2 separate regions of the Homo sapiens genome follow, and region 2 is linked to region 1. A link is a loop called in an ENCODE intact Hi-C map of the cell type or tissue named here. Cell type or tissue: Calu3. All regions are shown on one strand. Links, peaks and the distances in the headings refer to the core of each region. The heading gives the core; the rest is flanking DNA. Region 1 has its middle 55 kb from the start of CREB1. Region 2 has its middle 17 kb from the start of MIR3130-1.

Region 1 (5,385 bases), core at 209-5,208:
CCAACCTCCCGCCTCAGCCTCCCAAGTAGTTAGGAATACAGGAGTGCACCACTGCTCCCGGCTAATTTTTGCATTTTTGTAGAGACAGGGTTTCACCATGTTGCCCAGGCTGGTCTCTAACTCATGGGCTCAAGAGATCTGCTTACTTCAGCCTCCCAAAGTGCTGAGATTACAGGCATGAGCCACCATGCCCGGCCTGAATTAGTTACTTCTTCAGCTTCCTCGTCTTCTAGCTAAAAACCAAGATCACACCTTCAAATGCTATGATTTCACATTTACATTCTGCTCTTTTTCTTTCTGTCACGTGATCCTATCTTTAAATTTGGGAAGGATGGGGAGAGAAGGCTGTTGAGAGATGTTGCATGAACATTCATCATACAAGCCCATGAACCTGAGAGAGAATTCAGCAAGAAAAGTGAGACCAATAGGTTTGTGTGGAGCCTTCCTGTGTGGGCCACGCTGGGTTGGCCACGCTTTCCTTTGTTGCAGATGACACCTGGCTAGTGTCCTGTCTAGGATCCCAAATTCTAACTAGGTTTCCTCCTTCATGAACTGTTGGGTTTTAGTTAATGATTCACCCCTTCAAACACTCAGTTCTGACCCAGGACTGACTCAAGGCTTCCCAAGTCCCTGCTCGCAAATAACAGAATTCTTTGGAAATAAGCTCTTTTAAGAAAGTCTGTCCTCGCACTGCAATCTGAAACGTAGCAATTCGGCCTCTCCGGCCATCTTCATCTGTGTGTTTCTTGCATACAGAATTAAACTGGAAGGTCAGAGCCATTGTCTGTCTCTAGATCCGATTTCTTGCTTCGTAGTCTGGCGGGGAAGTGCTTTAATCTGGTATATTTACATTAGTCCTACTAACACATTTCCAAGTTCTCCAGCTGCCATGCTACGTGAACCAGGTCAAGTCTGGGAGGGAGAGGTTTGCTTTTCCTTCCTGTGACCTCAGGACTGATTTAATTAAACATCTCCTCCAGCCCCGATTTATAGTCTGAAAAGTGTTCTCACAGAGGCCCTTCGATGTGCTCTGCTTTTCAATTAGCTGAAATGCAATAAGTTAAATCGAAACACCATTCTGAGTGTCTGCTGCCACCCTGAGAGCAGTTGCAACAAGCGCATTCGTCTCTGAGCATTTAACTGCAAAGGGTTTAGATAAATGAGTGGTGGTTTCCTTTGGTAACTTAGCACGGTTCTGTAAGACAGATGAGAGGATTGCTGAGTTCCTCCCTGAGCTCCTGGGGGCTGCCAAGCTATCTCCCTGGATTCCCACTGTGAGGAGGAAATAACCTTTTAAATCTTATTTTATAAACACAAATTCTTTTTCTTTAAGATTAAAAATAAGAAAACCCATTTAACACATGGGGTAGGGGGGCTGAGGAAGTGAAGGGGAAAAAAGGAAAAAGGATGTCACAGTGGAACTGTCCTAAGCCTGTCCCTGGTGGCTTTTTGTTTTACCATCAGGCATCAGATGTCCTCCCCAGTTTGACAATCCTGACCCCCCAACCTGCCACCTAGGAATGAATGAAACCAAATTTCCCATAGGAAATGCTCTCTGCTAGTCTCTCAAAGGCTTCAGCCTCAAAATGAAATCTGACAAAAGAAACAAATTAGATTAAACTGCAGCGCTAAGGGCTTTGGATTGCTCAGATAAAAGAATCTACAGAGAGTTGTTAGGACTGAGCACAATCATCTTCTGCAACTTGGAGAAAAAATCTGAAGTCTTCCTTCCTACAGCTGTTCTTGCTGGCCATGGTGCAGTTTTTTTTTATCATCATCTAAAGGCAATAAACAGATGGTGGGAGATGGAAGGGCTCACGAAGGACCACAACCCGCGTGCCCACAGAAGCCGGGCAAGTAATATATGTGGACAAAACTGATCAGTGAGGATTTTTATGTGAGCTCTCCAGATTTTTAAATGTTGACAACTCATTCAATTAAAAAAAAAAAGAGTCCACCACTGTTACCGCAATGTTTACTGAGCACTTTCTATGTGCCAGGCACCTTATGAAATCCATTATAAAGTGCATCCTCACAACAGCACAGTGAGAGGCAGATGCTGTTATTACCTTCAGTTCATCTATGGGGAAAAGCAAATCTCGAAGTGGCAGAAGCAGCCCCTGCCCACAGCTGGGGCCCTGTTTCTATTTACTACCCTAGACTGCTTACCAGTTCTGTAGATGGCCGGGCGCGGTGGCTCACGCCTATAATCCCAGCACTTCGGGAGGCCGAGGCAGGTGGATCACGAGGCCAAGAGATCGAGACCATCCTGGCCAACATGGTGAAACCTCGTCTCTACTAAAAATACAAAAATTAGTTGGGCATGGTGGCGGGCGCCTGTAATCCCAGCTACTCAGGAGGCTGAGGCAGGAGAATCACCTGAACCCGGGAGGCGGAGGTTGCAGTGAGCCAAGATCGCACCACTGCACTGCAGCCTGGGCGACAGAGCAAGACTCCAGGGGAAAAAAAAAGTTCCGTAGACAAAGAAATTGATGCTCACTGGGATTCATGTGGCCAGAATCATAATAATAGTCGGGTGATTTTTTTTTTTTTCAAAGTAAGTAAACTACAGAAACGGAGCGTAGAGCGTAAAGAAGACATGCTGGAAAAGACAGAGAAATATAAGAAAAATATGTGTCATTGTTCCACGATATTTAGCCTTGTCCTAATGGTTGCGCAGACGAAGAGATTAGAGTTTTTATTTTAAAAACTGTGAATTTAAGCATCAATGATGCTGTTTCTATGATCATTCCCTGTGATTGAAACCAAATGGTGAAACAGCCTCACGAAAATGTCTGAGGTTCAAATGCAGTCGCCATTCTGTGTTTGTGTAGACAATGCTGCCCTCTCGTGGCTAACTTCTGAATAGAATTATTTTGTGATTAAAATCAGAACATTTTTACGTTCTCTATTTTCCCGAAGTATTCTGTAGAATGTTGCATCCATTTGCATCGCATATGTGATAATAAGTACATTACTTACATAGCACAACACCTTTGCATATTTTATATCTAATTTGGGATCGAGTTTGTATTATTTTTGCGATTGTTTTATAGGGCACTGGAAGAAATGAATGGAAAAAAATTATGATGCTACTGGGCTCCTGAACTTTCAGAATTCAATTCCTCAGGGAAGAAATGTTTTCTCATGACAGTAAACTTCGAAGAACTCTAGGACAGAAAATGTTTGCGTCTCTAATCTGAACATGATCTTATAGAAATGACTGTCCTCTTCCATTCTAAGGAAAAGGGTTTAATATTTGGAGGAAACAAGAGATCAGTTCATAAATATATTTTTAGGTAAAAACATGGTTCATGGTTGTGCATAGAAAATCACTTTCTGGTTTCCTGCAGGGCAGGAATTACAGAGAAATGACAGACCAAGAGGAGGCTATCAATAAGAGTTACCATGCCAAGGGTAGATGCTGCAAAGCAGTTTTCTTGGACCTGAGTGACAACTCCTGAACCACTGAACAGAAGCCTGCTGCCTGCATGCCTGTGTCATGAGCCCCCGTGCTGTGAGAGGACACACCTACACAGGAGCTGTGATGTGAACAGTGGGTAGACAGCAGTCCTAAGCAAAGGAAATGCCTTTTAAAGAAATAAGGTTGGGGAGTACTTTTGTAAAAAGAGAGGAATTGGCTGGGCGTGGTGGCTCATGCCTGTAATCCTAGCACTTTGGGAGGCCAAGGCCGGTGGATCATCTGACGTCAGGAGTTCGAGACCAGCCTGGCCAACATGGTAAAACCCCATCTCTACCAAAAATACAAAAATTAGCCGGGTATGGTGGCGCATGCCTGTAATCCCAGCTACTGGGGAGGCTGAGGCAGGAGAAGTGTTTGAACCCGGTGGGTGGAGGTTGCAGTGAGCCGAAATCATGCCACTGCACTGCAGCCTGGGCGACAGAGCAAGACTCTGTCTCGAAAGAAAGATAGAGAGAGAGAGAGAGAGAGACAGAGAGAGAGAGAGAAAGAAAGAAAGAGAGAAAGAAAGAGAAAGAAAGAAAGAAAGAAAGAAAGAAAGAAAGAAAGAAAGAAAGAAAGAAGGAAAGAAGGAAAGAAAGAAAGAAAGAAAGAGAGAGAGAGAAAGAAAGAAAGAAAGAAAGAAATAAAGAAAGAAAGAAAGAAAGAAAAGGAAAGAAAAAGAAAGAAAAGAAAGAAAGGAATCAAGCTACCTTCAAGACCCATCTTCAGGAATATTTGCAAGTGAAAGGAACCTTTCCACCTAACAGATCAACTGTTATTCTTAGTGGAGCTCTAAATCTGAAAATAGTTAAAAGTCAAAAATATGCCAAGAGTGGACTGAGGCCTGTGGGGCATAAGTCACTTGCAGACATACTAATGTGGCCTGCATTGTTTGTTCTTTTAATCAAAATATTTTACATAAAAATCCAATTTTGGGTTTCTCAGTAAAGTCAGAGGACTTGGCGTGACTGGGCCAATCCTTCCACTGGAACTGATGAGTGACTGCCCCTTTACAGAGAGCACATCACTATTGTTTGCCATTATCCCTACCCCTCCCTGACATGAACCCAGCTCATCTCACCGGTTTTCACTAGTTGCCTGCACTCTGTAGACCTTTAAGTTACATCCTTTTTGGTTCTGTCTCTGAGAATTGTGAGGCACATATTTATTCTTTAACATCCACAAAGCTCAGGAAATTTAAATAGCACTTGGGCAGGGGACAAAGTTTATGAGCACTAATTCTGACGTATTCCTTTTCATTTCCCATACACTTTTCTTCCACTTTATCCTGTCATCGTTACAACATCCCGCAAGGGTTTTAGGCATTATTTGAATTACAGGTTATCTCTAAAGCACCTGAAGTTTTTGTAAAGGAAGTTTTTATATAAATCTACATTTAAAATGATTAAAACAGGCTAACGGAAAGCACATTGAATTAGGAAGCAGAAAACCTGGGATCTTACTCAAAGCTTTTTCCTGGATAAAGTCTGTGGCATTAAGTAATCCATTTAAACCCTCTTTACCTTTTAATACTCCATAAATAAGAGACAATGATACTTGTTCCTCCTACCTCACCAAGATTTTTTAAAATAACCATAAATCAGAAGACATGTGTTAAGTATTCAGAGTCTACAAAAGAAATGTATGCTAGAAAGACCAAGATAGCATCAGACGATGCAGCATTTGATATACAGTAAATATGAAAGAGTTATTCAAAGGGGACCTTATGAAAAAGGAAGCTATTGCTATATAATCATATCTTATATAACAAATAATAACTTTTTAAAAGATAGAGGTTGGGAGAAAGGAAATAAAACTCTTTACAATTTTATTTTCTTTTTTTTTTTTTCTGGAGACAATGTCTGGCTCTGTCACCCAGGCTGGAGTGCAATGGCACAATCTCAGCTCACTGCAACCTCCAC
Region 2 (5,385 bases), core at 77-5,076, 670 kb before region 1:
TACTTGCTCATTTTTCCAAAGGATGTAATCTGTACACTTAGAAGTATTTCACTCACATGGGGCTCTTTGTAGCAACACAAACCGAACAAGCTATTTCTGAAACTCATATTTAACTGTGATTTGATATCATCTTGATTTTCTTAATTTTTTTTAAAATTGTGATAAAATACACAACATAATATTTACCATCTTAACCATTTTTAAATGTACAGTTCAGTGGCAGTGAGTACATTCACATTGTTATATAACAATCACTACCCTCCAGCTCCAGAATCTTTTCAACTTGCAAAACGGAAATACTGACACATTAAACAGTAACTCCCATTTCCCCTTTCCCCCAGTGCCTGGCAACCACCATTTACTTTCTGTCTCTATGAATTTTACTACTCTAGACACCTTATAGAGTGGAATTGCTCAGTATTATTCTTTACTGACTGGCTTCTTTCACTTAGCGTAGTGTTTTCTGGCTCATCCGTGTCATGGCATGTGGCAGTATTTCTTTCGCCCGGGCACTTTGGGAGGCTAAGATGGAGAGGCTGAGAGTTGAAGACCAGCCTGGGTAACATTGCAAGACCCCCATCTCTACAAGAAAATTAAAAAGGCTTGAGCCCAGGAGATTGAGCCTGCAGTGAGCCATGATCATGCCCCTGCACTCCAGCCTGGGGAAAGAATGATACCCTGTCTCAAAGAAAAAAAAAAGAATTTCCTTCCTTTTAAAAAGATGGAATTATATTCTATTGTATGTATATACCACATTTTGTTTATCTGCAGATGGGCCCTTGGATTGTTTCTACCTTTTGTATCAGTGTGTGTGTGTGTGTGTGTGTGTGTGTGTGTGTGTGTGTGTGTGTGTGTATTTCTAGAAACTTGTTATTCTCCTGAGTGTTAAACTGTTTTAAATGTTTGGTTTTTCATTTCTAGAACATTTTCCTATCCTAAAATTTACCTATCTGGCTATCTATCATCTATCACTTTTCCTAAGGATCTTTAGTTGTTTACTTTTTAATGAAGTATAATATACGTTATGATAGTGTATTTTATGTATCCTCATATCCTTTCACTGTGGATTTAATTTTTAGAAATAACAAAAAGTCACATAGGGCAAATTCATTAAGCTGAGTGGGTGATTAAGTTAACAATAGTAATGACCATGTATTAAGTGCCTACTATGTGCCAGGCACTGTGCTAGCATTTCACACCCATTATATCATTCAGTCTTCACACCCCTGTTTGGTGGTTATTAATGATTACTAATATTCATTTTATAGATGAATAAACTGATACTCAAGGCCTTAATTGCCTTTCCTAGGGGTGCACAACTAGAAAAAAGGCAGAGCCAGATCTGCACCCAAGTCCTTCTGACCCCAGAGCTCATGCTTGTATCATCGCACCAGTGTTACTCAAGCTTTCCTGGTGATTACAGTCACATGTACTTGACAAAACCACAAACTGTTGGGCCTGTCCCAGTGATACTGAATCGAAATTTACTGAGGAGGGACCTGGGAGATTACACTGCTTGAACAGCATGGTACCGGGGAACCAGAGATCAACTTCAACCCTTCTGTTAGCTCTTAGTGGGCTGGTCAGCTGGATGTAGAAGCTAAATTGACAGCAGGCAGATTAACAAGAGAAAAATGTATAAATTTTACTAGTTTTACATGTACTTGGGGATCTTCACAAGAAAGTGAAGTCTGAACAAGAGGCCAAAGTAAGATATTCTTATACTTTTTAGACAAAGAATGATAAATTTGAGAAGAAACAACAGGAGAAAGAAAATCTGGCTAGGACAGTAAAATTTTCTAGGGGAGTCACAGGAGATATATGAGGGGGTGTAAAGCAAGTGGAAGATAAAGGTTATTTTGTTCGTAAGTTTGTTTATTCGGGTTCCTTGCAGCCTCCAAGTCTCTGGTGATAAGGGCTATTTTCTCATCCTGGTATGGATAAATCTCAGGGCCTTCGAAGAGTATCCGTCCCAGAGGATTCTTTATCCCTTGCTCCATACAGGAAGATATAGATCAGCTCTTCCTTTCTGAAACTAGAATTTCTCCATTGTTTTCCATTAGAAATAATCAACATACAAATTTTGGGATGGCACATCCTTCAGTCCTCCAATGGTATCTACCATATTTTTTTCAAACATATAACATACTTTAAGGTAATGAGATTAGGTCGTGCAGCTCACAAATAGCTCTGAAGGCAGTTCCTATAGCAGAGACTCAATTGTTATGAGCATTAGCTATTGGCATGACAGAATAGGCTTCAAAGTGACTTCTTTGAAGGACAAGATTTATTTGAATGTTCTGCTTTAGAATCATTAAAATGAGCACCCTCACTGCCATGTTGGCTCTACGCACAGTAAGATTAGAGAGACAGCGTTTTACAGTGAAAAGAGTAAGTCAACCCTGGTTTGGGATCTGGATAAATTGCTTAACTTCTCAGAGCCTTAGTTTCTTCATCTGTAAAATGGATTACTACCCAATTTGAAGGACTATTGTATACATTAGAAATAACTATATATGCCTTGTCATGTAGTAGATGCTTATAGCAGTTCTTATAATAATAAAGCGAAGTCCCCGTGGTGTATTGTAAATGTGAACCACACTCCTCAGCAGTGATCCTTGTGTGCTAAGCTAGTGGACCAGAGTTTCCAGCTGAAGTAGATCTGGAACCGAGTCTTGAAAAATGTGTGTAGAGAAGCTTCTGTACTTTTCTTATGTGGATGGCAGTGGCGAGGGGGCGGTGGCGGGTGCAGCTGCAATACTTAAAAAGGAATTCTATTGTGGCAATAAATGAATATGGCAAGAAATGAGCCTGGCAAGAAATGAATGACAATGGCCCCTAGGTGGTGCTGAATCATCATGGAAGTGGAGGCTGGACACTTGGCATTTGCGGAGGTGACTTCCTTCTGGTTTGAATTTCAAATAAGAGCAGGACAGCTCCTTGGGATGTCTGGGAAAAAAGACCAGGCAGAAAAGAGTCTTTTCACTAGGAGCGGGTGCAAAATACTCTTGCCTGTGAGGCCTCTTCAGGTCTTCGGTTTGCTTTAGTTGGAAACAGGAAGCAGGGTCAGACCAACTTGTATTCATTTGCTGAGAGCTGTTGGAGCTGTGACTGATTCTGACAGATCAAATACCATTTATAACACTCCTGTGGGGGACACTTTAACCGGGGATGTTAGTGCTAGCCCCTCCAGAGACTAAGTATGTTTGCGGGATGTGAGGACCCCTGGAATATACAAATATGCATGCTAATGAATTTTAACAAAAATAACCCATTATTGTTTTCTGTGCAACACTGTGCATTTCTCAGCTACACCTGTCCTTTCCAACCTCAATTGCTGGGCAACCTATTTTTCTTTCGGCATCAGAAGCGATAGCATCTGGGAAGTGAATCTGATGAATTCTGCCTGGCAACCAACATCTTTCCAACTGCCAGATCCTGGGGTAAGAAACTGAGATGCTCTGGAGCTGGTTCAGGGCCAGAACGCACCTGTCCTTGAGGGCCTGGTGATGGGGGAAGGAGGCTGGCCAAATGCAGAACTTCTGAAAGTCCACTTCCTGAGTTCATTTCCATTTTGGCAAAATGTGACTTAGGTTTCCAAGGGAAGGAGTTTACATGTATTAAAATGTCTCAGTGGCTGAAGTTGCTTTGTGTCCTCCGCTAAAGCCTCCTACCATCGATTCCCATCTCCAACACGTTTTCAACTGTGGTGTTTTGGGAAGGTAACCATAGCAACTAATCTTATTCAGAAATGACTGGACCTAGGCAGTAAACGGCAAGGTAACCCCATGGTAATTTTCAGTGGAAACCCAATATTGATTCTAACAATTGTACAGGCTGAGCACTGTTAGCTATTTACTAAGCACTGTTCTCCTTTAAGACATTTGATTCTCACAACCCTGTGAGGTAGTCATCATTATCCTCTCTAACACTCGAGAGTTGGCCCATGGTTGTGCAGCTAATTAAATCTGCTGGACCCTGAAATCAGCTTTTTTCTCTTATACAGACTCTGCCTTCTAAGGAAAACTGGAGAGACGCCTTCCGGTGTCTATTTTGCAGGTAGTAAAAGTGAGTCACAGAATCATGGAAATTGTTCAAGGCAACAGCAGAGCTGCAGATCCTCTGCCCTAATCCCAATAATGCCTTTCTGTTATATGTAGAGCTTTAGAGCTCTCAAGATTATCTCATCTATTGCTCACAGCGGGTCTTTGTGATGATTATATCTATTTATAGATGAGAAAATTGAGACATGAAAAGGTTAAATGGCATTTCTCAAGGTCACCAATTACTATATTGAAGAACAAGAAATAAAATCCGTTTCTAATTCTCTGCTGCCTTACTAGATGTGGTGCTTTAAAAATATTTCATCCACTTATCTGTTTCAGAATGTATCAGATACATTAGGTACCATATATTATGTGTGGTTGACAAGATTTTCAGGATTAACTTTAATTCACCAGAGATAAACTTTATATCTAATGAGATCATCTTTATGGAAATACTGTTTATGAGTATAAATGTTTTTATGTGAGAATTATATATTCTAATGAATCTTTAAAAATCCATACTTCATGTGCTATAGATGCAAAATCATAAATTTATCTCTGTAAATTGCCTAAGATGATGGTAGAGAAGGGTGTTATGCTTAAAATTTTTAGCGCTGTAAAAGCTACAATAGTCTCAAGAGAAAAATGGTCAGTAATCTTTAACAGAGCCACCTGCCATGCATGGGGCCCAGTGTATGGAGAGGAAGGGTGGGGGCATAACCCCAATCCCACAGGGTATGTTCGGTGGCTTAGATTTGTTCACTCAGTGGGGTAGAGGCACAACTCATGAAGTGACACCCAGAAGCCTGGACTCCAAGTTCCTTTGAGAGCTTGATGTAGACCCTTCAAACATTGGTCGGGGGTGGGAGTGCGAGGTGAGAGTAGGAGGTGTGGGAAGGTGACTGGAGATAGAAGCCTGACTCTTGCCTGGAAAAGCCCAAAGGCAGAAGGCTGCCTGGAGCTGCTGCTGATGGCAGAGCAAAAACAGGTGGCTGTAAGAAGGCTTTTGGCTTCCAAGTTTTGCAGGGGAGAAGGGATGGCATGGATGCATAATATTTCCTGTGGATTAAACGAATGCTGAAGAAACTAGCAGGCTTGAGTCATCCTGAAAGGCACCTGTCCTAGAGGACGTCCTGCCAAAGCTCAGAAATCTCAGCAAAAAGAGGCTGTATGGGGTCTTCACAGTCAGCCTGAGAGTGCCTTGTGGGGGTCAGGTCAGGGAATGCTGTGGTGTAAGAAAGACACGCCATGGAAAGAGAGGTGGGAGTAGGGGTGTCTCTTAAGAACCCACAAAAGTCACTCATGTGAGGAGGAGCCAGCACTTGAGCATCTAGCACAC

What was found. Peaks named below come from ENCODE experiments on the same cell type or tissue, not always from the same donor. Only the 100,000 strongest peaks of a DNase experiment are listed, where the experiment ranks them.
Region 2: a loop joins it to region 1, with 16 times the contacts of the local background. A loop is called at or near these places in 100 of 110 quality-filtered maps.

What each region holds. Positions count from the first base shown.
Region 1 is chr2:207,472,238-207,477,622 of GRCh38, forward strand. No RefSeq gene overlaps it. Among named protein-coding and RNA genes, the nearest start is that of CREB1, 55 kb to the right of the region's middle. In Calu3, for the core only: CTCF peaks have their summits at 1,139 and 2,844 (motif pointing left); a DNase peak (open chromatin) is centred at 2,834.
Region 2 is chr2:206,797,855-206,803,239 of GRCh38, forward strand. No RefSeq gene overlaps it. Among named protein-coding and RNA genes, the nearest start is that of MIR3130-1, 17 kb to the left of the region's middle. In Calu3, for the core only: a CTCF peak has its summit at 2,817 (motif pointing right); a DNase peak (open chromatin) is centred at 2,847.